2 separate regions of the Homo sapiens genome follow, and region 2 is linked to region 1. A link is an interaction called in ENCODE POLR2A ChIA-PET data of the cell type or tissue named here. Cell type or tissue: GM12878. All regions are shown on one strand. Each heading gives the region's core, and the rest is flanking DNA. Links, peaks and the distances in the headings are about the cores only. Region 1 overlaps SMG9 (SMG9 nonsense mediated mRNA decay factor). Region 2 overlaps LYPD5 (LY6/PLAUR domain containing 5).

What was found. ChIA-PET counts read pairs that join two places held together with the same protein. Peaks named below come from ENCODE experiments on the same cell type or tissue, not always from the same donor. Only the 100,000 strongest peaks of a DNase experiment are listed, where the experiment ranks them.
Region 2: POLR2A ChIA-PET joins it to region 1 with 11 read pairs; 7 of 35 experiments call an interaction of 5 or more read pairs at or near these places.

The regions. Positions count from the first base shown.
Region 1 is chr19:43,712,497-43,728,912 of GRCh38, reverse strand. It overlaps SMG9 (SMG9 nonsense mediated mRNA decay factor), which reads left to right. Exons shown (of 14, transcript NM_019108.4): 14 at 1-930. IRGC (immunity related GTPase cinema) reads right to left here and starts at 12,837. Exons shown (of 2, transcript NM_019612.4): 1 at 12,771-12,837; 2 at 8,892-10,420. The coding sequence starts at 10,354. The coding sequence ends at 8,963. RefSeq lists an enhancer at 12,364-12,864. In GM12878, for the core only: no CTCF peak of the experiment used is centred there; DNase peaks (open chromatin) are centred at 1,932 and 3,262; H3K27ac peaks cover 1,678 bases.
Region 2 is chr19:43,783,166-43,799,448 of GRCh38, reverse strand. LYPD5 (LY6/PLAUR domain containing 5) reads left to right here. Exons shown (of 5, transcript NM_001031749.3): 3 at 461-637; 4 at 848-994; 5 at 1,620-3,522. The coding sequence ends at 1,858. Among named protein-coding and RNA genes, the nearest start is that of KCNN4, 10 kb to the right of the region's middle. RefSeq lists enhancers at 384-553, 13,749-14,248, 14,249-14,750, 14,738-15,032, cis regulatory regions at 13,796-14,243, 16,244-16,283 and a silencer at 14,738-15,032. In GM12878, for the core only: a CTCF peak has its summit at 13,953 (motif pointing right); no DNase peak of the experiment used is centred there; H3K27ac peaks cover 1,705 bases.

The sequences.
Region 1 (16,416 bases), core at 73-8,072:
AGTCCCTTCATCATTCCCAGCAGGTGGAACTCACGCTTTTCAATTCAGACACAGGAATACATTGGTATCCTTCTCACCCTCCACTGCAGGAAACATGAGCACCGCTCAATCAGCTTCTACACTGGAGCAGGCCATGTTGTGCTGGCAGCTGCCTGGGCTCAAGCGCCTGTCATGAGCGCAGCACTTGGCCTAAGAATGTCAGCCCTGCAGCCAGGCTGCCTATGTTCAGATCCCAGCCTTGCCATCTACCACCTGTGTGGCATTGGACAAGTTGCTAAAGCTTGCTGGGCATCTGTTTTGTCTGCAAAATAAGGTGATGATTGTACCTACCTCCTAGGGGTGTTGTGGTGATTAATTGAGTTCATAATGGTGTCTGTTTTAGTCGGTTCTTGCATTGCTGTAAGGAAATACCTGAGACTGGGTAATTTATAAAGAAAAGGGGTTTAATTGGCTCAGAGTTCTGCAGGCTGAACCAGAAGCATGGTGCTGGCATCTGCTCGGCTTCTGGGGAGGCCTCAGGAAACTTACAATCATGGCGGAAGGTGAACTGGGAGCAGGTACTTCACATGCCCAGAGCAGGAGCAAGAGGGGGCAGGTGGCACACACTTTGAAACCACGAGCTCTTACAACAGATTCACTATTGTGAGGACAGTACCAAGGGGCTGGCGCTGAACCATGAGAAACCACCCCCATGATGCCGTCCCTCCCGCCAGGCCCCACCTCCAACAGTGGTGACTACAAACTACAAGTTGACATGAGATCTGGTGGGGACACAGATCCAAACCATATCAGTGCCTGACCTATGCTGAGCCTCAATAAATGTTAAATGCCACCATCATCCACAGGTGCCAGGTCTGCATTGGGCACATAGCATTTTGCAATCCTCTAACTTTGCAAATAAATGAGCCAATACATACTCTTTCTCCTTAATGCAAGCGATTGGTCTCTATCACCAGTGACTGAGAAGTGCCGACTGTTAGGGAATGGCAGCTAAAAAGCATTATTTCACTACAAAGTCTAGTTCAGTCATGCGCTGGTACCGGGGGTGACCTCTTTTCCCACTCTGGGCCTCTGCTGGAAGACGAAGGGGAAGGGGTGGGCAGTATCTCAAGGGTCCAGGCTCTCCTTCTCTGCCACCAGTACCCCAGAGCATGTCCCTGACCTTCCAGCTACTGTTGACAGCCATCCAGGATCTGGCTGAGCCCACTCTCCTCAGAGAAGGTGCTGGGGTGGCAGCTTTGGGGGTGGCAAACTCCATCTTGGAGCAGAGGAAGGAGAAACGCCCTGCTGCAGGATCTCGCGAGCCAGCTGGGCATGGCCGGTGGTCAAATGCTCTGATGCAATGATAATGAGGATGTAACGGTCCAGCAGCACCTGCTGGAGGTACTTGTCAGCCTAAAAAGTGGGCGTGCCTATGCCTGGCCGGTCTGATGATGACCGTGGGTGCGGGTAGGGTGTAGGGTCCACAGCCATTTCTATCACAGCCATGCAGGCTGAGTTAGGGTCTTTATTTCGTAGCCTCTCATGATATTGACAGGTCAACTTGCCTGAGCCTGTGCCCTTGGTAGTGCCAGCGTGCAGCCTGCATTCTCCCGTGAACAAAGTGTGGCCTGCAACTTGGCAGCAACTGCTGGCAGATTCCCCATCTTGCGGGCCTCCGTCAGAGCCCTGGCTGCCTCTCACGACAGCATCAGTATCTTGAACTGGCTGAGGGCTGGCTGGGCTGTACTTGCCATGGGTTGCCTGACCCCTAGTTCTCCAGCTTCAGAACGTGGTGACCCTTAGCAGAACAGGGGAGGGAGTATTTTCACCCTGAGTTACCCATTCTCCAATCCCTCTGCATGCCTGTCATAAATGTGTTACAATATACTTGCTGCCTTGGCATCCACTTTTAGGCCTGACATACATTGTTTGAAACTCAACGAAACCTCATCACCTTGGCCTAGTAAAACTTCCCCTTCCCCTTGTGGCTTGCAGTTTAGCCCACTTGTTCCTCATCTCACCAATCCAAAATCCAACAACATCCTACAGTGGCTGACCATGGCCCTATGGGATGGTCAACATCAGAGCGATGTAAATAAGTTCCCCCTTCAAGCGTGTTTTCTTTAAAATAGCCAATCCACAACCACCATGGGAAAGCCTAAGGGAATACAGGCATAGGCCCACAGGTTGTTTTTTTTTTTTTTTTGAGACGGAGTCTAGCTCTGTTGCCCAGGCTGGAGTGCAGTGGCGCAATCTCGGCTCACTGCAACCTCTGGCCTCCCGGGTTCAAGTGATTCTCCAGCCTCAGTCTCCCGAGTAGCTGGGATTACAGGTGCCCGCCACCACCCCTGGCTAATTTTTTGTATTTTTAATAGAGATGGGGTTTCACTATATGTTGGCCATGCTGGTCTCGAACTCTTGACCTCAGGTGATCCACCCACCTTGGCCTCCCAAAGTGCTGGGATTACAGGTGTGAGCCACTGCACACAGCTCTCCATGACTGTTTGACACTATCTTTTGATTCCCTAAAAAATGTTTACAAGAATTTCCGCTAGATAATGCTGAACTGGCTGAACTATGGATATAGATGGATCGTATCTGAAAGATGACAATGGTAAAAACTGTGTAAGATATGTAGTTACCACTTCCTTCGAAGTTGCTGAAGCCGCCCCTTACCTGTGGCTACTTTTTTTTTTTTCTTTTGAGATGGAGTCTTGCTCTGTTGCCCAAGCTGGAGTACAGTGGCGCAATCTCAGCTCACTGCAACCTCTGCCCACTGGATTCAAGCAATTTTCCTGCCTCAGCCTCCCGAGTAGCTGGGATTACAGGCACCCACCACCATGCCCAGCTAATTTTTTTGTATTTTTAGTAGAGACAGGGTTTCGTCATGTTGGCCAGTCTTCCTGAACTCCTGACCTCAAGTAATCTGCCTACCTCGGCCTCCCAAAGTGCTGGGATTACAGGTGTGAGCTGCTGCGCCTGGCCCCTGTGGCTACTTTTGCACGAAAAGCTAAACTCACTGCCCTTGCTGGCCTCCTCGTGAAAGGGCAATCTGTTACTCTATACAGATAGTAGATATGCCTTTGGGGTTGCTCCTGATTTTGGACTGCTATGGAAATGAAGGGGTTTACTCACGTCCACTGGAGGTCAAATTAAAAATGGATCCTATGTACGGGACTTACTGGATGCCATCCAGCTGCCAGCTGCCTTGGCTATTATGGAAACTCCCGGACATTCAAGGTTAACCTCTGCGGAAGCTAGAGGAAACAGTCTTGGCTGATAATGCCGCAAAGGATGCTGCTGTTAAAGGTTCGGTTCCTCAAATCTCTCTTGAGGCCCAGCTAAAAGAGCCACCAAAAGGTGATCTAAAAATGATTACCAAAGATGCACAAAATTGGGCACCAGAAACGGAAGAACAAAATTGGAAAGATCACACTGCTAGTTCAATGATTTGAAAAAAAAAAAAAAAAAAAAAAAAAAGCTGTGTTTAAGGCCTGATAACCAGTTCTCTCCAAGTCAATATTCTTAACTACAGTACATAATCTGACCCACTGGGGAACTTACAAATTGTTTTATGAAACAATATTAGGGGGAGTGACATTAAAAGAAGCTGTACTGGCCAAGTGCAGTGGCTCTCGGGCCTGTAATCCCAGCACTCTGGGAGGCCGAAGGGGGCGGATTGCTTGAGTCCAGGAGTTCGAGACCAGCCTGGGCAACATAGGGAAATCGTGTCTCTACTAAAAATATCAAAATAAGTAGTTTCAACTACTGGGGAGGCTGAGGTGGGAGAGTCACCTGAGCCTAGGAGATCAAGGCTGCAGTGAGTGGAGATCGTGCCATTGCACTCCAGTCTGAGTGACAGAATGAGACCCTCTCTCAAAAAAAAAAAAAAAAAAAAAAAAAAAAGCTGCCAAAAAAAAAAAAAAAAGCCTATTTGGCACTTGTGCCACCTGCCGTAAGTTTAACTCAGGAAAATGTGTACATCCCGATCCTGGACATTTTAATCTACCTAATGGGCCCTTCAAGGTTTGGCAAATGGATTTTATCCAACTACCCACTTCCGTGTGTGTGTGTGTGTGTGTGTGTGTGTGTGTGTGTGTATATATATATATATATATATATATGTACTAGTAACAGTTTGCACATTCTCCTATTGGGTAGAGGCTTTCCTGGTAGACAAGCCACTGCTTCAGCTGTGGCCAAAATTCTCCTGGAAAAAAAGTATTCCCACCTAGGGAACTCCCCTTGAAGTACATCGTGATCAGGAGCCCATTTTACTGGCCATATAATAAAACAAGTGAGTTCAGTTTGGCCAATTTCTCAGCATTTCCACTGTCTACAATCCCCAATCTTCTGGCTCAGTGGAACAAACAAGGGGAACTATAAAAACCCAGTTGGATGGCCGGGCACAGTAGCTCACCCCTGTAACCCCAGCACTTTGGAAGGCTGAGGCAGGCAGATCACTTGAGATCAGGAGTTCAAGACCAGCCTGGCCAACATGGTGAAACCCCATCCCTATTAAAAATACAAAAATTAGCCAGGTGTGGTGGTACACGCCTATAATCCCAGCTACTTGGGAGGCTGAGGCAGGAGAATTGCTCAAACCCAGGGGACAGAGGTTGCAGTGAGCTGAGATCAAGCCGCTGCACTCCAGCCTAGGTGATAGAGTGAGACTCCATTTCAAAACAAAAAAACAAAAAACCCAGTTGGCAGAATTTATCTACACCTTCCTTGACCTAAGTTCCTCCTTTGGTATTATTAAATCTAAGGGCCACTCTCTTTGGGGCTCATAAACTTTCACCTTTGGAAATAGTCACAGGCCATCCTATGCACTTGGCCTCCTCTGCTTTTGACCCTTAATTGATAAAAGGAGACATATCCATCTGGGTGCAGTGGCTCACACTCGTAAAATCCTAACACTTTGGGAGGCTGAAGCAAGGGGATCGCTTGAGTCCAGGAGCTCGAGACCAGCTTGGGTAACATGGCAAAACCCTGTCTCTACAAAAACACAAAAATTAGCTGGGTGTAGTTGTGTGTGCACCTGTAGTCCCAGCTACTCGGGATGCTGAGACGGGACGATCACTTCAACCGGGAGGCAGAGGTTGCAATGAGCCAAGATCCCGCTACCGTACTCCAGCCTGGGCACCAGAGGGAGACACTGTCTCAAAACAAAAACAAAAAAACAAAAAAAAACAAAACAGACATACTTCAATATTAATAAAGCCTTACTAAGGTAAAGGCATTAATAAAGCAATGGATAGAAATCATATTTTGATAGAACAATCTTTCCACAGCACAATCATAGGAGACAAAGACCTACAACACCATGATCTGCAGCCTGGCGACTTTGTCTATTGGAAAAGACACGTACGCAAGAATTCTATCCAGCCTTACCAGAAAGAGCCACATTAAGTCCTTCTCACCAATCCCTGTGCTGCCAAACTAAAGGGCATTGACTTCTGTATCCACATCTTTCATATTTATTTATTTATTTATTTTTGAGATGGGGTTTTGCCCAGGCTGGAGTGCAGTGGCATGATCTCGGCTCACTGCCACTTATGCCCACTGGGTTCAAGCGATTCTCCTGCCTCAGCCTCCCAAGTAGCTGGGATTACAGGTGCCTGCCACCACGCCCAGCTAATTTTTGTGTTTTTAGTGGAGATGGAGATGGGGTTTCACCATGTTGGCCGGGCTGGTCTTGAACTCCTGACCTCAAGTAATCCGCCCACCTCGGCCTCCCAAAATGCTGGGATTACGGGCGTGAGCCACTGCGCCCAGCCTATTTTTTCTTTTTTTGAGATAGGATCTCATTCTGTCACCCAGGCTGGAGTGCAGTGGCACGATCATGGCCCATTACAGCCTTGACCTCTGAGGCCCAAGTGATCCTCCCACCTCAGCCTCCTGAGTAGCTAGGCCTACAGGCGCGTGCCACATGCCTGGCTAGTTTTTTGTATTTTTTGTAGAGACAGGGTCTCGCCATGTTGCCTAGGCTGGTCTCCAACTCCTGGGCTCAAGTGATCCTGCTGCCTCGGACTCCCTAAGTGCTGGGATTACAGGTATGAGCCCTGCGCCCAGCCACAAAGTCAAACTTTGAGACATACATGTTCAGATTCCCTGTTTCACCCCAAAAGTGACTGCAGTCTACAGAAAAGACATTGAAATTAGATCTTAAAACTGCCCAAAACCAGAATTTAACTAAATGCAAAAATACGCTGGGCATGGTCATTCATACCTGTAACCCCAGCACTTTGGGAGGCCAAAGCAGGAGGATCACTTGAAGCCAGGTGTTCAAGACCAGATTGGCCAACACAGTGAAACCCCGTTTCTACTAAAAGTACAAAAAAATTAGCCGGGCACGGTGGCTCATGCCTATAATCCCAGCAACTCAGGAGGCTGAGGTTGGAGAATCGCTTGAACCCGGGAGGTGGAGGTTGCAGTGAGCTGATATCATGTGACTGCACTCCATCCTGATGACAAAGTGAGACCTTGTCTCACAAAAAAAAAAAAAAAAAAAAGCAAAAATATTTATGCTCCTAATCCTTTAATTGTTGATGGTCTCCAGCAATGTCATAATTAGATAATAGAAGCTTGGGCAAATACTGGTTGACACCTCCCTACAACAGCCTGGGTAAGTTTTCTGTTCGTTTTTTTCAGACAGAGTCTTGCTCTGTCGCCCAGGCTGGAGTGCAGTGGCACAGTCTTGGCTCACTGCAACATCTGCCTCCCCAGTTCAAGCAATTCTCCTGCCTCAGCCTCCCAAGTAGCTGGGATTACAGGTGCCTGCCACCACGCCTGGCTAATTTTTGTATTTTTAGTAGAGACAGGGTTTCACCATGTTGGTCAGGCTGGTCTCGAACTCCTGACTTCAGGTGATCCACCGGCCTCAGCCTTCCAAAGTGCTGGGATTACAGGCATGAGCCACCACACCTGGCCGAGCAACTTAATCATTCTCTCAGTGCCAAATGTAAACAGTAAGAGAAGCTTCTTTTCCAGGGTGTTATGAACCAGGAGTACCTAGCAGTGATGAATAAATGTTAGCTAATATAAAGTACTTAGCCTTGCGTGTGGTTACACTCTCAGTATTATTATTGGTGATGCCTCAGACACTCTGGGCATTGTTATGACTTTTATTGTTATGGTTACTTTTTAATTTGGTCTTGAGCAGGGGAAAGTTAGGTTTGAGTGTGTCAAAGTGAAAAATAAAAATGTAGACATGAATCTCTAAACTTAGCTTTTTTTTTTTCTTTTCTTTTTTTGAGGCAGAGTCTTGTCACCCAGGCTGGAGTGCGGAGTCACAGTCTCAGCTCACTGTAACCTCCGCCTCCAGGTCTCAAGCGATTTTCCTGCCTTAGCCTCCCTAGTAGCTGGGACTATAGGCAGGCACCACCACACCAGCTAATTTTTGTATTTTTAATAGAGATGGGGTTTCTCCATATTGACCAGTCTGGTCAGAAAGCTCAACACATAGTTGCCCTCCCGTTAAGACCCAGGGCCTTTCAGCAGGTCCCAGTATTCACACGCGCACACCCCGACCCAATCCCACAGAGACAGGTGACCCCAGACTCAGCAAATGAGTCACAATCTTAGACTCACAGCATCAAAATCAAGAAGTCAAGGCTGAAGAGAGCTGTGATCACGCCACTGCACTCCAGCCTGGGCGACAGGGCAAGACCCTGTCTCTAAAAAAAATTTTTTTTAATCATGGAGAGACCAGGATTCTTCCCAATCACAGACACGCCAGATGTCTCAACACCATGTGCCTTCCTGCTCTGAGACACACCCGCCCTCCTTCTGGAGTAAGACTCATGCTAGGCCACGGAGTTGCATCGTCGGCCTCCTCTCTCCTCCGATGTTCATGGAAACATCCAGTCACTCTCTCACCATGCCATTCTCTGTCTTCTCAAGCACCACACGGAGGTGAGCCCTGTGGCCGCCTGGCCTCCCTCTCCCTGCCACCCCCTACCCCTCCATGGCTCCCAGGCAGCAGGCAGGCACGGATGCCCACTCTCCCCAACCTGTTTAGCCATTGCTGGACACCACTGTGCTCATCCCAGGCCCCTGGGGCTGTCTTTGGTACACTGGGTTCTCAGACACGGACATGAGATTGAAACTAAAGTACCTTAGCAGGGGCCAGGTGCAGTGGCTCACGCCTGTAATCCCAGCACTTTGAGAGGCCAAGGTCAGGAGTTCAAGACCAGCCTGGCCAACATGGTGAAACCCCCTCTCTACCAAAAATACAAAAATTAGCTGGACGTGTTGGCGTGTGCCTGTAATCCCAGCTACTTGGGAGGCTGAGGCAGGAGAATTGCTTGAACTCGGGAGGTGGAGGTTGCAATGAGCCAAGATTGTGCCACAGCACTCTAGCCTGGGCTCTGAGTCTCGAAAAAAAAAAAAAAATTAGCTGGGCTTGGTGGTGCTCACCTATAATCCCAGCTACTTAGGAGGCTGAGGCAGGAGAATTGCTTGAACCTGGGAGGCAGAAGCTGCAATGAGCCGAGATCGGGCCACTGCACTCCAGCCTGGGTGACAGAGCAAGATTCCATCTCAAAAAATAATAATAATAAAATAAAATAAAATAGAAAGCACCTTAGCAGGATGCAATCTCCTGTCTTGGCCCTGCTGTCCTGTGCCCCACAAATTCCTCCTGGCCACTTGGGGACCAGGGAGAAAGACACCACCAGGGAACCCTGGGCCCACCATCCATGTCTCCAACCTCCCTCTCCAGGGCACTCCTGTCCCCTTTCACTACACCCCTGTTGGCCCTGGGCCCACCTGCCTCCCTCCTCCCCTCCCCAGTGCCCCCTCCTTTGCCCTGCCCAGGACGCCGGCTCCCCTGCCTGCCAGGGACACAGGCTCCCTCCACACCCACCCCCCAGGCAACTGCAGCCCTCACATTCACCACATCGGCCTTTTTTGTTGGTAATTTGGATTTTGTTAAGACTTAGTTTGTGGGTGAGGCAGGGGGGCGGGGCTGCACTCTTTATTTCTCTTCTGAGTCGTGTTTCTTCCAGCTGTCCAGAATGTACTTAAGAAGGAGGCCGAGCTTCCTGCAGGTTGAGAGTGGGGCTTCCTCCCCACCTCCCTCCCCGGAGCCCCCCTTTTCCACGCCATTGTCACTGGCCACTTCCAAGCTGACCTCCGGCTGCGGCTCGTCATCCTCCAGGGCCTTGATGCGGACACGCTGGGCGTCCTCAGCCATCTCGTTGAGGCAGCCCTGGAGCATGGTGTAGACAGCGCCAAAGCTGATGCCGCCAGCCACCAGCGTCCCAAACACAGGGATGCCCCTCTCAAAGGCGCGGGCCACCCGCATGGCGCCGTCGGACGACTGGGAATAGAGCCGCAGGACAGTCTCAGGCGAGACCTCGTTGGCCAGTGGGGAGCGGATGACCGAGCGCAGGTCACCTGCCTGTTTGCCCACCTGCTCGGCCAGCTTGGCCAGCGAGTCGTCGTCCAGACCAAAGCTGCGGTGGTAGCCACGCAGTGAGTGGATGAGCAACGCATCATCGTAGGCGGCCGCCAGCCCTGGGACCGGCAGGGCCTGGATGACGCCCAACACCAGGGCGGTCTTGAGGACTTGCTCTTGAAGCATGGCCTTCTTCTTCTGCAAGGCCTCCAGCGAGATGTCGGGGAGCGACAGCAGGCCAGCGTGGCGCCGGTGGGAGGGCAGGTCGTGCTCCCAGGTGGACACCAGCGTGGGAAAGTCGTAGCGGGCCGGCGAGAGGTTGGACACCAGGAAGATGCGAGGGTCAGCCACGCCGGCCTCCCGCAGCCGCTCGGCACAGTGGTCTCGGATCTCCTGCAGGACAGCGGCCTCTCTGAAGCCCGACGGCCGCTGGGTGCGCGTGGCCGCCAGGTCCTCGTCCACCTTGGTGCGCACAAAGTAGAACTTCTTGCCCTGGCACAGGATCTCAGCGGCCAGGCGGGTCTCGACGGCCCCGCAGCGGCGGGGGGAGACCAGCAGGAAGAAGTCATAGCGGCTGAAGTCTACCTGCTTTAGGTACTTGTCAGCCGGGCAGCCTGGAGAGCCGGCTCCTGGCAGGTCCCAGAGGGTCACGTCAGGGAACTGTGGGTGTGGATAGGGCGACGGTTGCATCGTGGTCTCCATGACGCCCGTGAGAGCCGCGCCAGGGTCCTCGGCCTCCAGGCCACGCAGGGCATTGATGAGGGAGGACTTGCCCGCGCCCGACTCGCCCGTGACGCCCACCTCCAGGCGGATGCTTTCCGTGGAGGCCAGCAGCTCCTGGAGGTGAGAGGCGGCCTGGGGGAGGTCACCCGACTCAAAGGCTGTGCGCAGGGCCTCCAGCCTTTCCTTGGCCATAAGGATGGTGTTTTCCTCCTCCCCAGGCACCACGGGCAACTTTGAAGTAGCCATGGTGGCCAGTGGTTCAGAGGGTGGCGGGGGACAGGGGAGAGTCACAGGATGCGTGATCCTCAGCGCCTGCAGAGGAGAAGGGAGCCATTCACACCTCCTGGGCCTTGGCATGGGGCAGGGAGAGACAGATACCACGGATGTGAAGGGAGTCGCCCTGGAAGCCCACAGCTCTCTTTTTCCTTCAAGAATTGGGGACACATTTTTGGCACAAGTTAGAGGGCTTTGGGGTCTGGCAGGCCCAGGTTCACATCCCTTTTCTGCCACTAACTTGCTGTGTGACCAGGGGCAAAATGAAGCACCTCTCTGGGTAATGGGCATGACCACCAAGCAGCCTCTTGGAGCACTATTGGAGTCTCCAGGGTAACCTAGGCACAGGTCAGTTTTCTGGGTGTATGTGTGCCCTGGAGGGTTCTGTGCTTAGAATGGCCCAGTGCTTGGTTTAATGCTCTGCTGACACTAGCTGAAATTGTTTGTTTGTTTGTTTGTTTGTTTGAGACAGGGTCTCTCTGTCATCGAGGCTGGAGCACAGTGCTACGATCATGGCTCATTGCAGCCTTGATCTCCTTGGCTCTAGCAATCCTCCCACCTCAGCCTCCTGAACAGCTGGGACCACAGGCGCATGCCACCATGCCCAGCTACTTTTTAAATTTTTTGTAGAGATGGGAGTCTCACTATGTTGTCCCAGCTGGTCTTGAACTTCCGAGATCAAGGTCCTCCTGCCTCAGCTTCCCAGAGCGCTGGGATTAAGGGCATGAGCCACTATGCCTGGCCTGAAATTCTTTATAATATTTGAACCAGGGGCCCCATATTTTCATTTCGTACTGGGCCTTGCAAATTATATAGCCAGGGCAAATTACATAGCCAGGGCTGCATAGGAAAGGGTGGTACAGGCCCATTCAGAGGAAACAGCTGCACTCCTGCGGTGGCTGGGATTGGAGGGTAGGGTGGAGGGGACCCAGACCCGGAGCCAGACTGCCTGGGATCAAATCCTGGCTCCACCACATACTTACTGAGTGATGTGAGGCAAGTTACTTAACTCTCTCCTCACTCTCCTCATCTGAACACTGAGAATGATACCTACAATCCTGGCAAACCACCTCCTAGGATCTCTGTGACTTGAATGAGTTATGACATAAAGCAGCCCATAAAACGGCGCCTGGCTCAGGGCAGGTGCCTCGTGTCATTGGCATCACCATCATCGTCATTATTCTTATCATTAGTAATATTCTTAGCTGTGTGACTTTGAGCAAGTCCTCGCCCTGTCTGAGCCTCAGCTGCCCCGTGGGGGATACTCCTCCCCACCTCGCAGGGCTGCTGTGATGCCCACAAACCCCGTTCAGCTAGCCCTAGGCTGACTTTGGGTTCAGACGCCCTTGGGTTCGGGAAGCCAGACATGGGGACCACCTGGACACCAGGAGTCATTTCCATGAAACCCCACCCCTGCCATGGCAGCCCTTGCCTCCCGGGGTTCAGTTCCCCTCCCACCGCCCAGAGCTCCTGTCGTGATGGTCCCCCCTCAGATCCCTCCTCCTCACCAGGAGCTTCCCTGGTCCTCCCTCTTCCCACTCACCCTCCTCTGGCCCATCATCTCTAAAATACATTTACTCACTAAGGGTCTTCAGGGTGCCCTGGGAGAGCTGCTCATGTCTGGGATCACTGTCCCCATTTGACAGGGAGAAGGACTGAGGCTCAGACAAGACAAATGAGGTCTCCTCATCCAGAGGCATAGCCAGGACCCCAACCCAGGTCCCCAGGCTCCTTCACCCACCTAGAGAGCTACTCTCCCTTCAGCTGCATGTCCCTGCCTCCTGCATTGTCTCCTTGCCCCCTGCACCCCGTCTCTTCACCTCCTACCACTCACCCCATCCTCTGCTACCCCACTCCACCCCCCACAGAAATATGTCCTTAAGACATTGTTCCCGGCTGGGCATGGTGGCTCACGCCTGTAATCCTAGCACTTTGGGAGGCCGAGGTGGGTGGATCACTTGAGGTCAGGAGTTCGAGACCAGCCTGGCCAACATGGTGAAACTCCATCTCCACTAAAAATACAAAAATTAGCCAGGTGTTGTGGCGCATGCCTGTAGTCCCAGCTCTTGAACCCAGGAGGCGGAGGTTGCAGTGAGCCAAGATTGCACCACTGCACTCCAGCCTGGGCGACAGAGCGAGACTCCGTCTCAGAAAAAAAAAAAGGAAAAAAAAAAGACATTGTTGCCTCCAGATCTGAGCCTCCTATCCTGGGTGTGCCCTCTCCCTAGTATGGTCTGCGGTGGGAAGAGTAGGAACCTGGAACAGGTCCTGGCAGCAAGGGGCAGACAAGTCAGTGGTTGGAATTTGGGCTGAGGGGGTCCGGATTAGACCATAAGCTCCTGCTCCGCCCACGCACAGGGGCCCAGCGAGAGAGCCCTGGGGGACTCACCTGCCCTGCAGGCTCTCCCTCTCCCCTCACACTCTCCCCACTGATAGGATCTCCTTCCCTCTTAGCCAAGGTCAGACACCGTTGCTAGGACCCATTATCATAGCAAGCAGCAGCTTATTGGTCAGCCAGACCTGGTGCAATAATGCGACAGTGATGTCAGGGGGTGGGGCCCGGAGGTGGAGCAGGGACCCCAAGCCCCAGCTGCTCATGGGGTCACCACCCACTCACACTGGGCCCTCCAGTTCCCCTGAAGACTCCAGAGAGATCTTTCTAACACCAAGACCTGTTCAAAATCCTCCATGGTCTCCATCACCCCCCAAGGACAAAGTCTCAGATTCACAGATTGGTTTCCAAGGGCTTGGCCCTGCTACCACTCCACCCTCCACCCAGGGGACTGTCAGTTCCCCAGAGAAGTGTGAAAGTTGATGATACAAATTCGGTCATTGCTGGTGGGCACAGTGGCTCACGCCTGTAATGCCAGCACTTTGGGAGGCCGAGGCGAGTGCATCACTTGAGGCCAGGAGTTTGAGATCAGCCTGGGCAATGTGGTGAAACTCCATCTCTACTAAAAATACAAAAATTAGCCAGATGTGGTGCATGCATGTAGTCCCAGCTACTCGGGAGGCTGATCTGCTATCTTGTAAGCCCAATAATTTAGTCATTGATTTCTTTTTTTTCTTTTTTTGAAACAGTGTCTTGCTCTGTCACCCAGGCTGGAGTGCAGTGACACAATCTTGGCTCACTGCAACCTCCGCCTCCTGGGTTCAAGTGATTCTCCTGCTTCAGCCTCCTGAGTAGCTGGGACTACTAGCATGCACCACCAGGCTTGGCTAATTTTTTTTTTTTTTTTTTTTTTTTAGTAGAGGTGGGGTTTCACCATGTTGCCTAGGCTGGTCTTGAACTCCTGACCTCAGGTTATCCGCCTGCCTCGCCTCCCAAACCTCCTGACCTCAGGTTATGCCGCCTCCCAAAGCGCTAAGATTACAGGTGTAGCCACTACACCCGGCCCCTTCTTGTCCTTTATAAGTGTCTCTGTCCTGTCTCCCCTCCGGGCTTCCTCTCTGCCCAGGCCAGGCTCCACAGGGCCTTCTCCATTCTCCTCTTGTAGGGAATTTACAATAACGCTACTCAGAGGATTTTCCTGACCATCTGCAGGCCAGTTCTGGAAAGGAGCCTCTGAGAACAACTAAGGAGAGAGAGGCCCAGAAGGGGAATAGACTAGCTCAGAGCCACCCTGAGAGCTGGGGAAGAGTGGGCTGTTGGCCGCATAGTACAGAGTTCTTAAGCCACAGGTGAAAGGGAGGTGCAGGGCAAAAGACACACGACTCACTCATGCTCTCACTGACTGACACAAACACACAGAGCTGAAGAGAGTGAACAACATGGTTCTCAGACTTCCCCGGACACCGAGCACACAGACCAGCAGACAGCAAGGACTCCTTCCCAAAATGCATGGACACGCACCCCTGGCCCAAGAGAGAAGGGAAAGACACAGAAAGAGCCTCAAATACAGAGTTACTTCGTGGCTGGGCATGGCGGCTCACTCACGCCTGTAATCTCAGCAATTTGGGAGGCCGAGGTAGGAGGTTTGCTTGAGCCCAGGAGGTTGAGACCAGCCTGGGCAACATAGCAAGACCCTATCTCTTTTTTTTTTTTTTTTTTTTGAGACGGAGTCTCGCTCTGTCTCCCACGCTGGAGTGCAGTGGTGCAATCTCGGCTCACTGCAAGCTCCGCCTCCCGGGTTCCTGCCATTCTCCTGCCTCAGCCTCCCGAGTAGCTGGGACTACAGGCGCCTGCCACCGCGCCTGGCTAAATTTTTTTGTATTTTTTAGTAGAGACGGGGTTTCACCGTGTTAGCCAGGATGGTCTCGATCTCCTGACCTCGTGATCCGCCCACCTCGGACTCCCAAAGTGCTGGGATTACAGGCGTGAGCCACCGTGCCTGGCCAAGACCCTATCTCTTAAAAAAAAAAAAAAAATGAGCCAGGTATGATGGTGCACATCTGTAGTCCCAGCTACTCAGGAGGCTGAGGTGGGAGGATTGCTTGAGCCCAGGAGTTCAAGGCTGCAGTGAGCCGTGATCATGCTACTGCACTCCAGCCTGGGTGACTGAGCAAGATTCTGTCTCTAAACGAAACAAAACAACAGAGTCACTGAAGGAAAGCAAGACTCAGACAAACACACACTTACCAAAGCCTCGCAAACACACACATTCCGGGACACAGATGTGCAGACTTTAAGAGACACAGTTACACACTGACAACATATACAGAAACCCCGAAACCCACTGACTCCATTCAGGAACCTCATTCATTCTGCTGCAGCAGCTAGGGCTCCAGAGATGCATCAAACCCAGGCACTGCTTCAGGGGCTCCAGGCCCGAGAAAATGGAGATTATTGCAGCCCAGGATGATTGTGGACCAAGAAAGAGAGCCACTGCCACCTGCACACATGCACCGATGCAGACTGGCATGTTCCCAGGGATGCCCCTAGCAGCTCCTGAGAGCACCAGCCAGAGAGAGAGGGGTTGCACCCTGCCTATCTGCATGCTGGAAACGCAGCAATGGACAAGACAGCCAGGCTCTGCCCCCACAGGACTCAGAGTCCAGTGGTGGAGTCAGATCCATCCCAAGATAATGATGACAGAGGGGGCAGCACTGGGATGGGGGACCCCAGAGGGCTGTGGGAGCACAAAGGAGGAAGCCCGACTCAGCCTGGGAGTCAGGGAGGGCTTCCTGGAGGAGGGGGCACCTGACCTGAGATCCAAAGGATGAGTAGGAGTGAGCCAGATGGCACATTAGGGAGTTGCATCCCAGGCTAAGGGACCAGCCTCTGCAAAGAACCTGAGTTGAGAGAGAACTTTCATTCGTTCAATAATAAACTCAATTTCAGGCACACCTCATTTTATTGCATGCAGCTTTATTGTCCTTCACAGATACTATGTGGTATTTTTTGCGGGGGGGCGGGGATGTGGTGGAGAAGAGGGTCTTGTTCTGCCACCCAGGCTGGAGTGCAGTGGCGTGATCTCTGCTCACTGCAACCTCCACCTCCTGGGCTCAAGCAATCTCTACTACCTTTGCCTCCCAAGTAGCTGGGACCACAAGCACGCGCCACCATGCCCAACTCTTGTTTTATTTATTTATTTATTCATTTATTTATTGAGACGGAGTTTTGCTCTTGTTGCCCAGGCTGGAGTGCGTGGTATGATCTTGGCTCGCTGCAACCTCCACCTCCCAGGTTCAAGGGCTTCTCCTACCTCAGCCTCCCGAGTAGCTGGGACTACAGGCATGCGCCACCATGCCCGGCTTGTTTTGGTATTTTTAATAGAGATGGGGTATTGCTATCTTGGCCAGGCTGGTCTTGAACTCCTGGCCTCAAGTGATCTTCCCGCCTTGGCCTCCCAAAGTGCTGGGATTACAGGCATGAGCCACCCCGCCTGGCCTGATACTATGGTTTTTACAAATTGAAAGTTCGTGGCAACCCTGTGTCCAGCAAGCCCGTTGGTGCCATTTTTCCAACAGCACGTGCTCATTTCATGTCTCTGTGTCACATTTTGGAAATTCTCACAACATGTCAAACTTTTTCATCATCATTATCTCTGGTATGGTGATCTTTGATGTTAGCATTGTAATCATTTCGGGGCACC
Region 2 (16,283 bases), core at 8,284-16,283, 62 kb before region 1:
ACATGGCAAAACCCCGTCTCTACTAAATATACAAAAAGTTAGCTGGGCGTGGTGGCGGGCACCTGTAATCCCAGCTACTCGGGAGGCTGAGGCACGAGAATCGCTTGAATCCGGGAAGCGGAGGTTGCAGTGAGCCGAAATCGGGTCACTGCACTCCAGCCTGGCGACAGAGCGAGGCTCCGTCCTCCGCCCCACAAAAGAAAAAGTGGATGAGGGACGAGCGGTGAGGGGAGGAAACAATGGGGAAGCAAGGAAGAGAAGGTGGGAGAGGCGCACAGGGAGGAAGAGTGGAGGAAGAGAAGAACTCGGGGGAAAAGGTCTGGGGGTGAGAGGAAGGAGGGAAGGAGGGAGGGGAGGAGGTGTAGGTGAAAGTGAAAGGATAGAGGGAGGAGGAAGAACGCTGAGACTGGAGGGAGAAGGGTTTCGGGAAGCAGAGCACGAGCCCCGATCCCGCCCCCAGGGTATCGCGCGCCGGTGACCCTGGTGCGGAAGGGCTGCTGGACCGGGCCTCCTGCGGGCCAGACGCAATCGAACGCGGACGCGCTGCCGCCAGACTACTCGGTGGTGCGCGGCTGCACAACTGACAAATGCAACGCCCACCTCATGACTCATGACGCCCTCCCCAACCTGAGCCAAGGTGCGCGGGAGAGCGGGGCTGGGCTCCGGGAGGGACGATGAGAGGCCTGGCAGCCTCGGGGAAGGCGTGGCCTCCGCTGGGCGCCTGCTCTTGGCGCGCTAGGATCCCAACCCCCGAGACGTGCTAGGCGCGGGCTCTGGCGCAGTGCGCAGCCCGCACGACTGTGCCAGGGTACCACTGCCTGAGTGTGCATCTACGCTCTCTTGCCAGCACCCGACCCGCCGACGCTCAGCGGCGCCGAGTGCTACGCCTGTATCGGGGTCCACCAGGATGACTGCGCTATCGGCAGGTCCCGACGAGTCCAGTGTCACCAGGACCAGACCGCCTGCTTCCAGGGCAATGGCAGAATGACAGTTGGTAAGGGGCTGGAAGGGTGGAAGGGCCTGGGCAAGGGATATGGAGGCAGGGCAGCCATGAGGGTAGTGATACCAGACAGGCCCAACAGGGAGACATGGCCCTGCTCTGAGGTGGGAGGCATGACCCTGGTCTGAGGGAGAAGGTTTGACCCTGGTCTGAGGGAGAAGATTTGGCCCTGGTCTGAGGGAGAAGATTTGGCCCTGGTCTGAGGGAGGAGGCATGACCCTGGTCTGAGGGAGGAGGCATGACCCTGGTCTGAGGGAGGAGGCATGACCCTGGTCTGAGGGAGGAGGCAAGACCCTGGTCTGAGGGAGAAGCCTGGCCCTGCTCTGAGGAAGGAGGCCATGCCCTGGTCTGAGGGAGGAGGCATAACCCTGGTCTGGGGGAGGAGGCATGGCCCCTGGTCTGAGGGAAGAGGCATGGCCCTGGTCTGAGGGAGGAGGCACGACCCTGTTCTGAGGGAAGAGGCATGGCCCTGGTCTGAGGGAGGCCTGGCCCTGGTCTTAGGAGGAAAACCTGAAGCAAGTCTGAGGACCGAGGCATGGCCCTAGCTACCAAGGTGAAGGTTCAGGTGCAGCTGTCTCCCTCAGTTCTGACCGTTCCTCACTGCTTTGCCCACCTCCAGGCAATTTCTCAGTCCCTGTGTACATCAGAACCTGCCACCGGCCCTCCTGCACCACCGAGGGCACCACCAGCCCCTGGACAGCCATCGACCTCCAGGGCTCCTGCTGTGAGGGGTACCTCTGCAACAGGAAATCCATGACCCAGCCCTTCACCAGTGCTTCAGCCACCACCCCTCCCCGAGCACTACAGGTCCTGGCCCTGCTCCTCCCAGTCCTCCTGCTGGTGGGGCTCTCAGCATAGACCGCCCCTCCAGGATGCTGGGGACAGGGCTCACACACCTCATTCTTGCTGCTTCAGCCCCTATCACATAGCTCACTGGAAAATGATGTTAAAGTAAGAATTGCACTCCTGTCCCTCTGGCCTTCCATCTCTCCCGCCCTTGTGCCCCACAACCTGGCCAACAGTACTGGAAGAAACTGGACACAGTCACCAGCATCCCCGGGGAGGGCAAAACAGCCATGTCGTGCCCCGATGAAGAGCAATTCTGATCACAGCTGTTACTCACTGAGCACCAGCCAGGCACCAGGCACCCCATAACACGGCTTCCTGTGCTCTCCCTCCAGAGCCTGTCGCAGCTCTAGGAGGGAGCTATACAATGATGTCTTTATTAGTGTCATCATGAGAAGCCCAATAAGCAGTATGCCCTAACAGTTAGTAGGCCAGGCTCTGGAGCTAAGCTGCATGGGTTCAAATCCCAGCTCCACCATTCAGCCTGCAGAGACCATGAGCGAGTTACTTAAGCCAGGCTCTGGAGCTAAGCTGCATGGGTTCAAATCCCAGCTCCAGCATTCAGCCTACAGAGACCATGGGTGAGTTACTTAAGCCAGGCTCTGGAGCTAAGCTGCATGGGTTCAAATCCCAGCTCCACCATTCAGCCTGCAGAGACTGTGGGTGAGTTACTTGAGCTCTCTGTGCCAATATTTTCTCACCTATAAGGTGGAGGTGAAAATAAACTCTATAACATGACAAGAACTACTTCACAGTAGTTGCAGTGAGGATTCAACGAGATGAACATTTAGTACTTGGGACACAGCAGTGGCCCAGTGTAAATGGGCTACTTGTCATAAGCCCTAAGTCACAGGTCAACAAACTGAGAGGCAAAAGCACTTGGTTGAGCTTGTGTATCTAGTGAGTATGGATTCAGGGACCAGATTCCCAGCCCCACGAACTGCTAAGCAACCCCACCTCCTAAACACATGAGTGCCGATTAACTTCACAGAAAAACACACAAGGCAAAGTTCAGCGAGGTGAAATTCTCCAAGCTATAAAGATCAGGGAAGACTTCCTGGAGGAATTCACCCTTGAGCAAAATCCTAAAGGATCAATAGTAGCTGGCAAAAAGAAGCAGGAGGAAGCGCATTCTAGGTAGAGGAGACAGCCTGGACAAAGGTCTGAGGGAGGAAGGAGCACAAGGAGTGCAGGACACTTTCATGAGTGCAGGACACTTTCATAACTGCATGAACTTCATAGAGATGGGATCCTTTAGCATGTTCTCTGTGCACATGCTTGACCATGTTCTTTCACATGCTTTTTGCCACTTGATCTTTCCAGCAACTCAGTGAGAGAAGCAAAAAAGTAAGTTGCATCCTGCTATTGTCTGAATGTTTGTGTCTCCCCAAAATTCATCTTTTGAAACCTAATTACCAAAGTGATATTACTGGGAGGTGGGGCCTTTGGGAGGTGGTGAGATCATGAGGGTGGAGCCCCCATGAATAGGATTAGTGCCCTTATAAAAGAGGCCCTGGAGAGCTGCCTTGCCCCTTCCACCACATGAGAACACAGCCAGCAGGTGCCTATAAGCAAGAAAGTGGGTTCTCACCAGCCATCGAATCTGCTGGTGCATTGATTGCAGACTTCCCAGACTCCAGAGCTATGAGACATAAATTTCTGTTGTGTATAAGCCATACAGTCTATGGTATTTTGTTACAGCAGCCTGAAGGGACTAAGACACCTTCCTGTTTTACAGACAAGATGCCCAAAGCACAGTGAGAGAGCAATTTTCAGAGTAAGTGCATAGCAAGAGTAGACTCCCGTGTCTTCTCGCTCCATGTCAGCAAGTAGACTTGTGGGAAGGGGGGCAATTCAGAAACACTCCGCTCCTATGCTCCTGTAAGGCCATGTGACAAGGGCTTCAGGTGTCTTTACATCCTGACATACAAGGGGAAGCTGGATGTCTTCATTCATCCTTCACATTTACTGAGCACCTACTATGTGCAAGGCACTGTTCCAGTTGCTGGGCATGCAGCAGGGAACTAAAGTGGCAAAAATTCCCACCTTCAAGGAGCTAGCCTTTTTGATGGGCTAGCAATCCAAAGCGAACTTTGGATTTTGCTTGTGTATTTATTAGAGACAAGGTCTCGCTCTATCCCAGGCTGGAGTGCAGTGGCACAATCAGCTCACCGTGGCCTCAATCTCCCAGGCTCAAGCAATCCTCCCACCTCAGCCTCCCTAGTAGCTGGGACTATAGGTGTGTGCCACCACACCCTGCTAATTTTTGTATTTTTCATAGAGATGGGGCCCCCACTATGCTGCCCAGGCTAGTCTCAAACTCCTGGGCTCAAGCAGTCCTCCTGCCTCAGTCTCCCAATGTGCTGAGATTACAGGTGTGAGTCACCATGCCCAGCCAGATTTTGGATTTTATTGCAAATGTGGTCTGAAGTTGGGATGGCCAGTTTGATGTGTCAGCTTACCTATGTGACAGTTCCAGTTATTCAGTCAAACACTAATCAGTGTGTTGATGTGAGGGTATTTCGTAGATGTGATTAAAGTCCATAATCAGTTGACTTTGAGGAAGGGAGATTGTTCTAGACAGTTTGGGTGGGCCTGACTCTATCAGCTGAAAGGCCTTAGGAGCAGAGATGAGGCTTCTCTGAGGAAGAAAAAAACTGCACCTATGGACAGCTGCTTCAGCCCATGCCTGAGATTCCAGCTTGCTCTTTCTGACCTGCCTAGCCAGGCCACATAAGCCAATTCTTTGCAATAAATCTTATATTATAGATTGTCTACTGGTTCTGTTTCTGTGGTTAATCCAAGACTAACACAGAATGTGTTGGAGCCAGCGTGGTGGCTCATGCCTGTAATCCCAGCACTTTGTGAGGCTGGGTTGGGCGGATCACCTGAGGTCAGGAGTTCAAGACTAGCCTGGCCAACATGGTGAAATCCCGTCTCTACTGAAAATACAAAAATTAGCCGGGCATGCACCTGTAGTCCCAGCTACTTGGGAGGCTGAGGCAGGAGAATCACTTGAACCCAGGAGGCAAAAGTTGCAGTGAGCTGAGATCATGCCATTGCATTGAAGCCTGGGCAACACACAGAGACTCTGTCTCAAAAAAACAAAAAAAAGAATGCGTTGGAGAAGTAGAAGGCTGCCATAATCATATATAAGGGTGTATGTGTGTGTGTGTATGTGTGTATATATATGTTGTATGTGTATATAATTATATGCACATATAATTACATGTAATATATGATATAACATTTTCATTGAGGTATAAAATATATACAATAAAATGCATAAATTGCAATTTTTCCATATGTACATACCTGAATAACCTCCACCTAGGTCAAGATGTAGAATATTTCCAGCCCATGTCCCCAGAGCCTCCCTCATAGCCCTTCAGAGTCAGTTTCCCACCCCAAGGATAACCATGACTCCAACTTCTATCACAGATCAATTTTGCTTATTTTTAAACTTCATATGAATGGAATCCTACAGCATGTGCTCTTGTGTACATGCTTTACATTTTAAAAGCTTCCCTGTGGCAAGAATGGAAGCTAGACCTGTGAGGTGGCTACTGCCCCAGTCTAGGCAGAGATGATATACCTAGGCAAGAGATGATGGCAGAGGTAGTGCAAGGAGTTGGAAAATGAATAGATTTTTTAAAAATTTAGCTTCTCCTTAACAGGCTGCAAGGAATAGGTTTTATTAGTGGAGAAGACAGGACCTGCTGATATATTGGTTGAGGAGTACTTGAGATGACTCCTAGGTTTCAGCCTGAGGAACAGGGTAAATAGGTTTCAGCCTGAGGAATGGGGAAAAAAGGAATCGCTCAGCTTCATAGTAATCTTTCTTCTTCTTCTTCTTCTTTCTTATACAGAGTCTTGCTCTTTCACCCAGGCTGGAGTGCATTGGCACGATCTCGGTTCACTGCAAACTCCGCCTCCCAGGTTCAAGCAATTTTCCTGCCACAGCTTCCTGAGTAGCTGGGATTACAGGCATGAGCCACCGCGTCTAGCTAATTTTTTGTGTGTGTTTTTAGTAGAGACGGGGTTTCACCATGTTGGCCAGGCTGGTCTCAAACTCCTGACCTCAAGTGATCCACCTGCCTCAGCCTCCCAAAGTGCTGGGATTACAGGCGTGAGCCATCACACCTGGCCAGCTTCTTTATAATCTTATGGTGCCACAGTGATGATAAAGGCAGTCCGTCGTTGGCCAAGGGGTTGTTAGGCAGTGTATGACTGTACTTCTGAGATAGAAGATTATCCCTGAGGCATGGTGGCCAAGGACTCCTGTGAGATGAAATACATGAGCAATTGGCAGTTCTTTGTCATGAGAATGATTCAAAAACTTCTAAAAGCTTATACTTGACAGCTCTCACTAAGTAGAACAGGGGTGCACCGACTGCCTTAGAACTCATAGTATGGGGGGTCCAAGTGAAACTGTGGACTCGGCTATGTAGCTGCTTGGGTATTGCGACCCAGATGCCTTCCTGAGTGCTTAGCAGAGAGGGAGATGCCTTTCAAAAGTAATTATGGTTTTGGACCATAAATTTCATTTTATTTATTTATTTTTTAGACAGAGTCTCACTCTGCTGCCCAGGCTAGAGTGCTGGAGTGGCACGATCTCGGCTCACTGCAACCTCCACCTCCTGGGTTCAAGCAACTCTCCTGTCCCAGCCTCCTGAGTAGCTGGGACTGTACAGATGCATGCCACCACATCCGGGTAATTTTTGTATTTTTAATAGTGACAGGGGCCAGGGGGAGGGGGAGCTTTCACCATATTGGTCAAGCTGGTCTCAAATTCCTGACCTCAGGTGATCCACCCTCCTTGGCCTCCCAAAGTGCTGGGATTACAGGCGTGAGCCACCACGCCCAGCTCGGACCATGAATTCTAAATCATTATAACTAGGCTCACACACATCTTTATTAATCAAAATAGGAACCATTACAATCAACACATTTTTGCCAATGAGAAATAAGTTTGTTGATTCCTGTAGTATAAAAATATGTGCTTCAGGATTCAACAAACTCTGCTTTATGACCCATTTTGAACTCAAATAAGAAATAAGAAAGTCGCTCTAATGTGCTTTTTGTCTAATATCATTTCCAGAGTCTAAAATAAACATAAAATAAACATCAAGTAATAAGTCATTAGCAGAAAAACATAAAGCAAGAAATGCCCATTACAAGGATGTATAACAGGCCAGGTATGGTGGCTCACAACTGTAATCCCAGCACTTTGGGAGGTCAAGGTGGGCAGATCACTTGAGGCCAGGAGTTTGAGACAAGCCTGGCCAGCATGGTGAAACGCTGTCCCTACTAAAAATACAAAAATTAGCCAGGCATGGTGGTGCACACCTATAATCCCAGCTACTCAGGAGGCTGAGGCAGGAGAATCGCCTGAACCTGGGAGGCGGAGGTTGCAGTGAGCCTAGATCGTGCCACTGCTCTCCAGCCTGGGTGACAGAGTGAGACTCTGTCTCAAAAAAAAAAAAAAAAGATGTGTAACATAACCACATTTATTTAAGAATGTATTCCAATATCAAATGGCAAATTCCAACAATGCAAAAATCGCAATTACTTTTGCACTCACCTAATAAAAGCTTCACCTGCTGGAAACAGTGGCTCACACCTGTAATCCCAGCAATTTTGGAGGCAGAGGCAGAAGGATTGCTTTAGCCCAGGAGTGCGAGACTAGCCTGGGCAATGTAGCAAGACCCCGTCTCTCTAAACAATTTAATTAAAAGTAAAATAGGCTGGGCACAGTGGCTCACGCCTGTAATCCCAGCACTTTGGGAGGCCGAGGCGGGCGGATCACGAGGTCAGGAGATCAAGACCATCCTGGCTAACATGGTGAAACTCTGTCTCTACTAAAAATACAAAAAATTAGCCAGGCGTGGTGGCAGGTGCCTGTAGTCCCAGCTACATGGGAGGCTGAGGCAGGAGAATGGTGTGAACCTGGAAGGCAGAGCTTGCAGGGAGCCGAGATTGCGCCACTGCACTCCAGCCTGGGCGACAGAGTGAGACTCCATCTCAAAAAAAGAAAAAAAAGTAAAATAAAAGGCTTCATTTATTAGCAAGGATGTGGAGCTACTGGGATTCTCACATCCAAGTAGTATGTGTGTAAAATAGAACAACCACTTTGAAAAACTATTTTTCAGTACCTACCTGTGTTTAAAGTGTGAGGAAAGCCAGAAGCAGTGGCTCACTCCTGTAATCCCCGCACTTTGGGAGGCCAAGGTAGAAGGAACACTTGAGCCCAGGACTTTGAAACCAACCTGGGCAACATGGTGAGACCTTATCTCTACAAAAAACTAAAAATATTAGTGGGGCATGATGGTGCATGCCTGTGGTCTCACCTACTAGAGAGGCTGAGGTGGGAGGATTGCTTGAGCCCAGGTATTTGAGGTTGCAGTGAGCTATGATCGCTCCATTGCACTCCAGCCTGGGCAACAGAGTAAGACACTGTCTCTATTTTTTTTTAAGTGAAGAAGATGTGAATGAAGATGTGGCAGTGCCCCTGAAGGGCTTACAATGTCAAATAGGGATAACATTTTCTGAACTTTCTCCTACAGCCAATGGGGATACATGGACTGATATAGAGAAGGGGCGAGGCATGGTCAAAGCCAGGTGATATGAGGCTCTCCCTGTGGCCATGCAGGAGACAGGCCCGAGGGAGTGAGATTGGAGGCAGGGAGACCAGGGAGGTGGATGGTGAGAGGGCCTCTCATGCTGCCTGGTTTCCAGAGTCAAGGGCAATTTAGGATTAAAAGGCTGGAGGCAGAAGGAGGAACTGAGAAACCAGAGTGTGAGTGTTATGGTCTACGAGGAGTTAAAGTCCCTTCTAAGTGAGGGTAGTGGTTTCCTCTGGAGGTTGGGGGTTCCCGATCATAAAGGAGCACATAAGGAGATTCTAGGGAATGCAAATACTTTCTCTTGGTGTGCCTTTGATTTTATGGAGGTTCACAATACATCATTTGTCCAAAATGTACCACTATGTTTTATGCACTTTTGGCATATAAGGTATATTTTATTTATTTATTTGTTTTTGTTGTTTTTATTTTTTGAGACAGAGTCTCGCTCTGTCGCCCAGGCTGGAGTGCAGTGGCACAATCTTGGCTCACTGCAAGCTCCGCCTCCTGGGTTTACGCCATTCTCCTGCCTCAGCCTCCCGAGTAGCTGGGACTATAGGCGCCCACCACCATGCCCGGCTAATTTTTTTTTTGTATTTTTAGTAGAGACGGGGTTTCACCGTGTTAGCCAGGGTGTTCTCGATCTCCTGACCTCATGATCTACCTGCCTCGGCCTCCCAAAGTGCTAGGATTACAGGCTTGAGCCACCGCGCCAGACCTATTTTTTTTTTAATGTCAAAAGCAAAGACATGGCTAGAGCTCAGGTCTTTGGACATCCATATTAGAGCTTTTTAATCTTTGGTGATAGGGATTCAGAATACTGGTTATCTCTGGTGTATCAGTTGGGAGGGTTACAAGAGAGCCTCTTGTGGTGATGGAGATAGCTTGATAGAGATGGTGGTCACACATGTCTGTATACAGGTTTAACTGAATTAATCCATACACTTAAGATCTGCGGACTTGCAATGTGTAAGTCTGTCTTAGGTCAGTCCTGGTGGCTCACGCCTGTAATCCCAGCACTTTGGGAGGTCGAGGTAGGAAAATTGCTTGAAGCCAGGAGTTCAGGACCAGCCTGGCCAACATAGAGAGACCCTGTCTTTACTAAAAATTTTAAAAGTAACTAGGTGCAGTGGTGTGCGCCTGTAGTCCCAGCTACCTGGAAGGCTGATGCAGGAGGATCTCTTGGGGGCAGGAGGTCGAGGCTGCAGTGAGCTATGATTGGGCCGCTGCACTCAGCCTGGGTGACAGAGTGAGACCCTGCCTCTAAAAAGAAAAAGAAAACAATTTTAAATGCCACATATGATTAAATGGTATTACCTCTAGGTTTTACACTGAAATAACATAGGAAGTGAGGAAGTAAATGGAAGCACAGATGAAATGCAATTGACCACGAATTGGTATTTGTTAAATAGATACATGGAGATTTATTATACTCTTCTGTTCACTTCTATATGTTTGAAGTTCTCGATAATAAATATATATGTACACATATATGAATATGTATGTATATATGAAAAGGTAGATAATAGATAGAACTAATACCTATTTAACTCACAGTGACCCATACACCCACTTGGGAACCCAGACATCTCTCTTCTTCTGGTAATGCAGATAATGATTATTTAATGTCTGGATTTTACATACAACCTTGCCCCTTCCCAAGATTCCCCCACCCTCCCAAGCTTAAGCGGAAGTGGAAGTCCAGGTCAGCACCAAGGACAGATCCACAGTATTGGGTCTCAGAACCACAGACAGCAACTCAACTAACGGAGGACAAAAGACAGGGAAATGAAGAAATGCCATCTTGAACAGTGTGGAACAGGACAAGAGGCTAGAGTCAAAAAACGCCTATCAGTATCATTGAACAAGAGCATTCCTTCAACAAATATTCATTGAGCATCTGCTATGTGCCAGGCACTGTTCTGAACACAGGATGGCCAGGTTCCTGTCCTTAAACAATGAGACAGATAAAATGAGATCATTTTATATAGTCATAAGTTCTATGATAAAATATAAAGCAGTGAAATAAGATGTAGGATGATTGAGGGAGATGGAAGAGACCGTTTTTGAAGAGGTGGTTAAGGCAGAGATTATATTTGAGCAGAGTGGCTGGATACTGTGGCTCATGCCTGTAATCTCAGTACTTCAGGAGGCTGAGGAAGGAGGATTATTTCAGTCCAGGAGTTCAAGACCAGCCTGGGAAACATAGGAAGACTCCTTTTCTAGCAATTTTTTTTTAATTTGCTAGGCATGGTGGCTTGTACCTGTAGTCCCAGCTACTTAGGAGGCTGATGCAGGATAATCACTTGAGCCTGGGAGGTTGAGGCTGCAGTGAGCTATGATTGTGCCACTCTACTCCAGCCTGGGTGACAGAGCAAGACCTTGTCTCAAAAAAATTTAATAAAATAGGAAACAAAAATTATATATAAATATATATGAATATATAAATAATATAAATTTATATAAATTTATAAATATAAATAACATAAACATAAATATAAATATAAATATAATGATATATATTTATAATATAAATATATATTTTATAATGTAAATAATATGAATATAATTATATGTTTATAATAATAGAAATATAAATAAGTATTTATAATAATAGAAATATAAAGAAATATTTATAATATTATAAATATAAATATTTATAATATTATAAATATAAATATTTATAATATTATAAATATAAATATTTATAATATTATAAATATAAATATTTATAATAATATAAATATAAACAAATGTTTATGATAATATAAATTTATATATATTATATAAATTATAATTATTTATTAGATATTATATATAAATTATATATAATATATAAATATAATATATAATATATTTATATATTATATGATTATATATTTATATATTATTGATATATGTATTATTTTTATTATATGTTATATGATATTATATATTGTATACTATTATAATATATATAATAATTCATATATATATTTGAGCAGAGAACTGAATGAAGTGAGGGAATGCCCCATGAAGAGAGTGGAGGTGCAAGCATTCAGGAAGAGGGAACAGAAAATGCTAAGACCCAGAGGCAGAAAAAAGCTTGGTATGTTTGAGAATCAGCAACAAGGCCAATGTGATAAAGCAAAGTAAATGCAAAGGAAAGTGATGGGAGGAGTTTCGCCAAGATAGGAATAGACACACAGAAAGAAAGCAATAGAGAAAGACAGACAAGAAAATTGAGACCCAAGCTGAGACTGACCAAGAAAGGCTCATAGGCAAAAAAATTAGGAGCAAAATGATGCTAGCTGCAGTGTATGGAGTGCAATTTGCATTATACATTTTATTATTTTATTATCTATTCACATATACATACATATGCATATACTTTTTTTTTTTTAGTTGAAGTCTCACTCTGTCACCCAGGCTGGAGTGCAATGGCACGATCTTGGCTCATTGCAACTTCTGCCTCCCAGGTTCAAGTGATTCTCATGCCTCAGCCTCCTGAGTAGCTGGGATTACAGGTGCCCACCACCACGCCTGGCTAATTTTTTTTGTATTTTTAGTAGAGATGAGGTTTCGCCATGCTGGCCAGGCTGGACTTGAACTCCTGGCCTTAAGTGATCTGCCTGCCTCAGCCTCCCAAAGTGCTGGAATTACAGGCGTGAGCCACCATGCCTGGCCCATATATATATATTTTTTATTATGGAAAACTTCAAACATGCAGATATGAACATAAGGGTATAATAATCTACTTTTTATTGTGTAACAACCCGCTCCAAAAGTTAGTGTCTTAAAATAAACAATCTCATGATTGAGGCTTGACTGGGCATTTCTGCTGGTCTCTCCTGAAGTCATTCACATGGTTGCATTCTGTTAGGACAGGACTGGGGCTTTAGCCAAGATAGCTTCATTCTCCCTGCATGGCCTCTCCATGTGACTAGCTTGGGCTTCCTTACAGCATGGTGGTCTTCTAGTTCTAAGGGTACAAAAGCAGAAGCTTCTAGTTTCCTTAACATCTGGACCTGGAACTGGTTCAGTGTCATATTTGCCACATTCTATTAGTCAAAGCAAGTCATGAGCCAGATAGACTGAAGGAGAAGGAACATACTGTTCCTTTTCGTGGGAGAAGCCACCTGCCAGTGCAGGGAAGGGAGGAGTCACTGGCAGGCAACTTGGGAGACAATGTATCACAAGACTTTAACATAGACCAGGCCTGCTGTTAGGGCTCCAGACATTCTCTCTCACCTAAGCCTCAAGCAGCCCTGTCACATAGGAAACATAATCCCTCTTTTACAAGTTTCACAGAGCACACAACTATGGATGGCAACTAGGTTTGAACTCAGGTTTGTCTCTAAACCAGGCTGTACGTATAACATATTCCATACAAAAATAAAGTTAGGCCGGGGGTGGTGTCTCATCCCTCTAATCTCAGCCCTTTGGGAGGCTGAGGCAGGTGGATCATCTGAGGTCAGAAGTTCAAGATCAGCCTGGCTAGCATGGTGAAACCCCGTCTCTACTAAAAATACCAAAATTAGCCTGGTGTGGTGGTGCATGCCTGTAGTACCAGCTACTTGGGAGTCTGAGGCAGGAGAATCGCTTGCATCCAGGAGGTGGAGGTTGCAGTGAGCCAAGATCGTGCCACTGCACTCCAGCCTGGGTGACAGAGCGAGACTCTGTCTTGAATGAATGAATGAATGAATGAATAAAGTCAGTGGTCACATCGAGGCTTAAACCGAGGTCTCTAGACTTCCATATTGTGAGATATAGATATCTGTATATCATATACATCTGTATACACTATACATCTGTATACTATGCCATATACTATACTACATATCTGCATATACTATATATAGAGTGTGGGTGTATGTCTCTGTGTAATAACATAATATACATACATTTTTAACTGGCGGGGAACACAGAGATACAAAGAAGAAAATAAAAGCAGAAATGAAGAAAAAAGGAGAAAGGAGAAAAGCATGCACTTGGAGACTAAGACCAGGAGATAGAAACAGAGAAGCAAGACAAGGCGCAGTGGCTCACACTTGTAATTCCAGCACCTTAGGAGGACGAGGCAGGAGGATGGCTTGAGACCAGGAGTTCGCGACCAGCCTGGCAACATAGTGGGAACTGATTTTATGACCAAAAAAATGTTTTTTAATTAAAAAGAGAGAGAGAGAAGAAAGAAAGAAAGAAAAGAAAAAAGAAAGAGAGAGAGAAAGAAGAAAGAAAGAAAAAGAGAAAGAAAGAAAAAACAAGGACAATGATATACAGAGAGAAAAATGAAGACTGAGAGCAAAGAAGAGACTGAGATTGATGGAATCACGAGGTCTCCCTCCTTTAGCCTGGAAACTCCACAAGAGCAAGAATTTTGTCCATTTTTGTTCATTACATATCGCCAACTCCTTGAGCAGTGCCTGGCACTCAGTAGGTGTTTTGCTCTATGTTGGCAAGAAACCAGGCTGGACAGGGAGAGTGTCTGCAGTTGCCTAAGTGAACACTAGGTGACAGTATTTATAAGCCCTGGAGCTTCCAGGCTCCAAGGTCCCAGAGATGGCGGTGGAGGATTTGCCGCCACTGACCTCTGACTTTCAGGATCTCTTCCTCGGGGCTCAGCCCTGCCTTTCCCTGCACAAGCCTTGGGCGATGAATGACCTTTCCGCCTGAGACACCCTCTTCACTCTCCTTCACCAGCCTGCCCAGTTAAACAACTCTTTGTCCCTGGCCCCTTCCTGCTGGGCCCCGAGGCACCTGGGTTCTTTCCAGGCCCGGAGATGGGGCTGCGACAGAGGTGGTGCAGCTGGGACAAGGCCAAGGAAAAATCCTGGAGACTCTGGAATCAGTTCTTCCAGTGTATGAGACCCAGCCCCTCCTCCCTCAGACCCAGGGGTCCAGACCCCAGCACCTCCTCCCTCAGACCAGCAGTCCAGGCCCCAGCCCTCCTCCCTCAGACTCAGGAGTCCAGACCCCAGATCCTCCTCCTTCAGACCCAGGAGTCCAGGCCTCAGCCCCTCCTCCCTCAGACCTAGGAGTCCAGATCCAGCCCCTCCTCTCTCAGACCAGCAGTCTAGACCCCAGCCCCCCTCCTCCCTCAGAACCAGGAGTCCAGACCCCCTGCCCCTCCTCTCTCAGACCAGCAGTCCAGACCCCATCCCCTCCTTCCTCAGACCCAGGAGTCCAGACCCCAGCCCCTCCTCCCTCAGACCCCCTCCTCCCTCAGAACCAGGAGTCCAGACCCCCAGCTTCTTCCTCCTGGACCCTTCCTCTTAGGCATTTTGAGGTCCTCTACTATTCCCTCTCCCTCTCTTTTACACAAACCCCTCTCTCCCTCCACTCCCCATTCTAGGATTGAGACCAAGGGTGAGTCACAAGAAGCCCTGAGGCCCTGAGTCACCTCGCCCTCCCCCCTTGGCCCCTCCCTGGGCTGGAGGCAGCTGGCTGAGGAGTGAAGCAGTTTCCTAGGACTGACCCCTGCATCCCAGGACTGCAGTTTGAAGGCAGGTGCCCTTCCCACTGTAACCCCATCACTGCCACCCAGGCATGTCCATGCCCATCCTTTGCTGTTTTTCTCTTTCAGTCATGGCCTATTTGGAGACAAAATTTCTCTGTGCTCTAACTTCCGTGTCTTGATTGTGTTTTCCGGTTTCTCTGCACCTGTGGGTCTCTTTGATTTTTTTTAATACATGCCCCCACCATCCCTGGCTGAATGCCTCGAGGTCTCTCTGATTATCTCTCTCTCCCTCTGTGTCAGTCTCTGTCTCCGTTTTTCACAAGTGCCTGAACTGGGGCACAGATGCCATGGCATGGCCGCAGCTGGAGCGCTATTTAGTGGCTTCTGACCCTTGGGTGGCCACAGTCTCTGGATCACTGGCCCTCAACCCCTGAGTGGGACTGGGGTAGAACCGGAAGGAACCAGGCTGTCCGTAGATGTGCCAGTGAACAGCAGAGAGAAACTGAGGCAGAGACAAGCATAGAGAGGCCCGGAGAGAGAGAGAGAGACCCAAGAGGAGACCAGGAGGCAGGGAGAGAGTGAAACAGAGACGGAGAGAAACACCGATTCAGCAAGAGACAGACAAAAACAGAGGGCCCTAGAGACGGAGAGATGGAGACAGAGTGAGACACGATGACAGAGACACAGGCAATGATGAACACAGAGAGAGACATGACAGAGAGACAGTGACGGGGAAAGAAGGAAACAGAGGAGCAGAGAGGGACACGAAGATGGAGAAAGGGACAGAGCGATGAGAGAGACACAGAGAGGCTAAGAGAGGCAGAGACAGAGAGACAGAGTGAAGAGAGACAGAGAGAGACAAAGGTACCAGGAGAGAAGAACAGAGACAGAGATAAAGACAAACCTGGCCAGGCACGGTGGCTTACGCCTGTAATCCCAGAACTTTGGGAGGCCGAGGCGGGTGGATCACCTGAGGTCAGAAGTTCACGACCAGCCTGGCCAACATGGTGAAACCTCGTCTCTACTAAAAATACGAAAATTAGCTGGGTGTGGTGGTGCACACCTGTAATATCAGCTACTCGGGAGGTTGAGGTAGGAGAATTGCTTGAACCTGGGAGGTGGAGGTTGCAGTGAGCCGAGATCGTGCCACTGCACTCCAGCCATGGGAGACAGAGCAAGACTCTATCTCAAAAAAAAAAAAAAAAAAAAAAAAGACAAACGCGGAGGTTTCCAGATCAGGAGAGACTGAGACAGGAAGCAAGTCCCAAAGAACCAGAGAAAGAGCCGGAGAGGGAGGAGAGAGACGCAGCGAGCCGGGCGGCCAGTGGGCAGGGGTGCCCAGGCTGCAGGCTCAGGAGTGCCCGGCGGCTGCACTTTC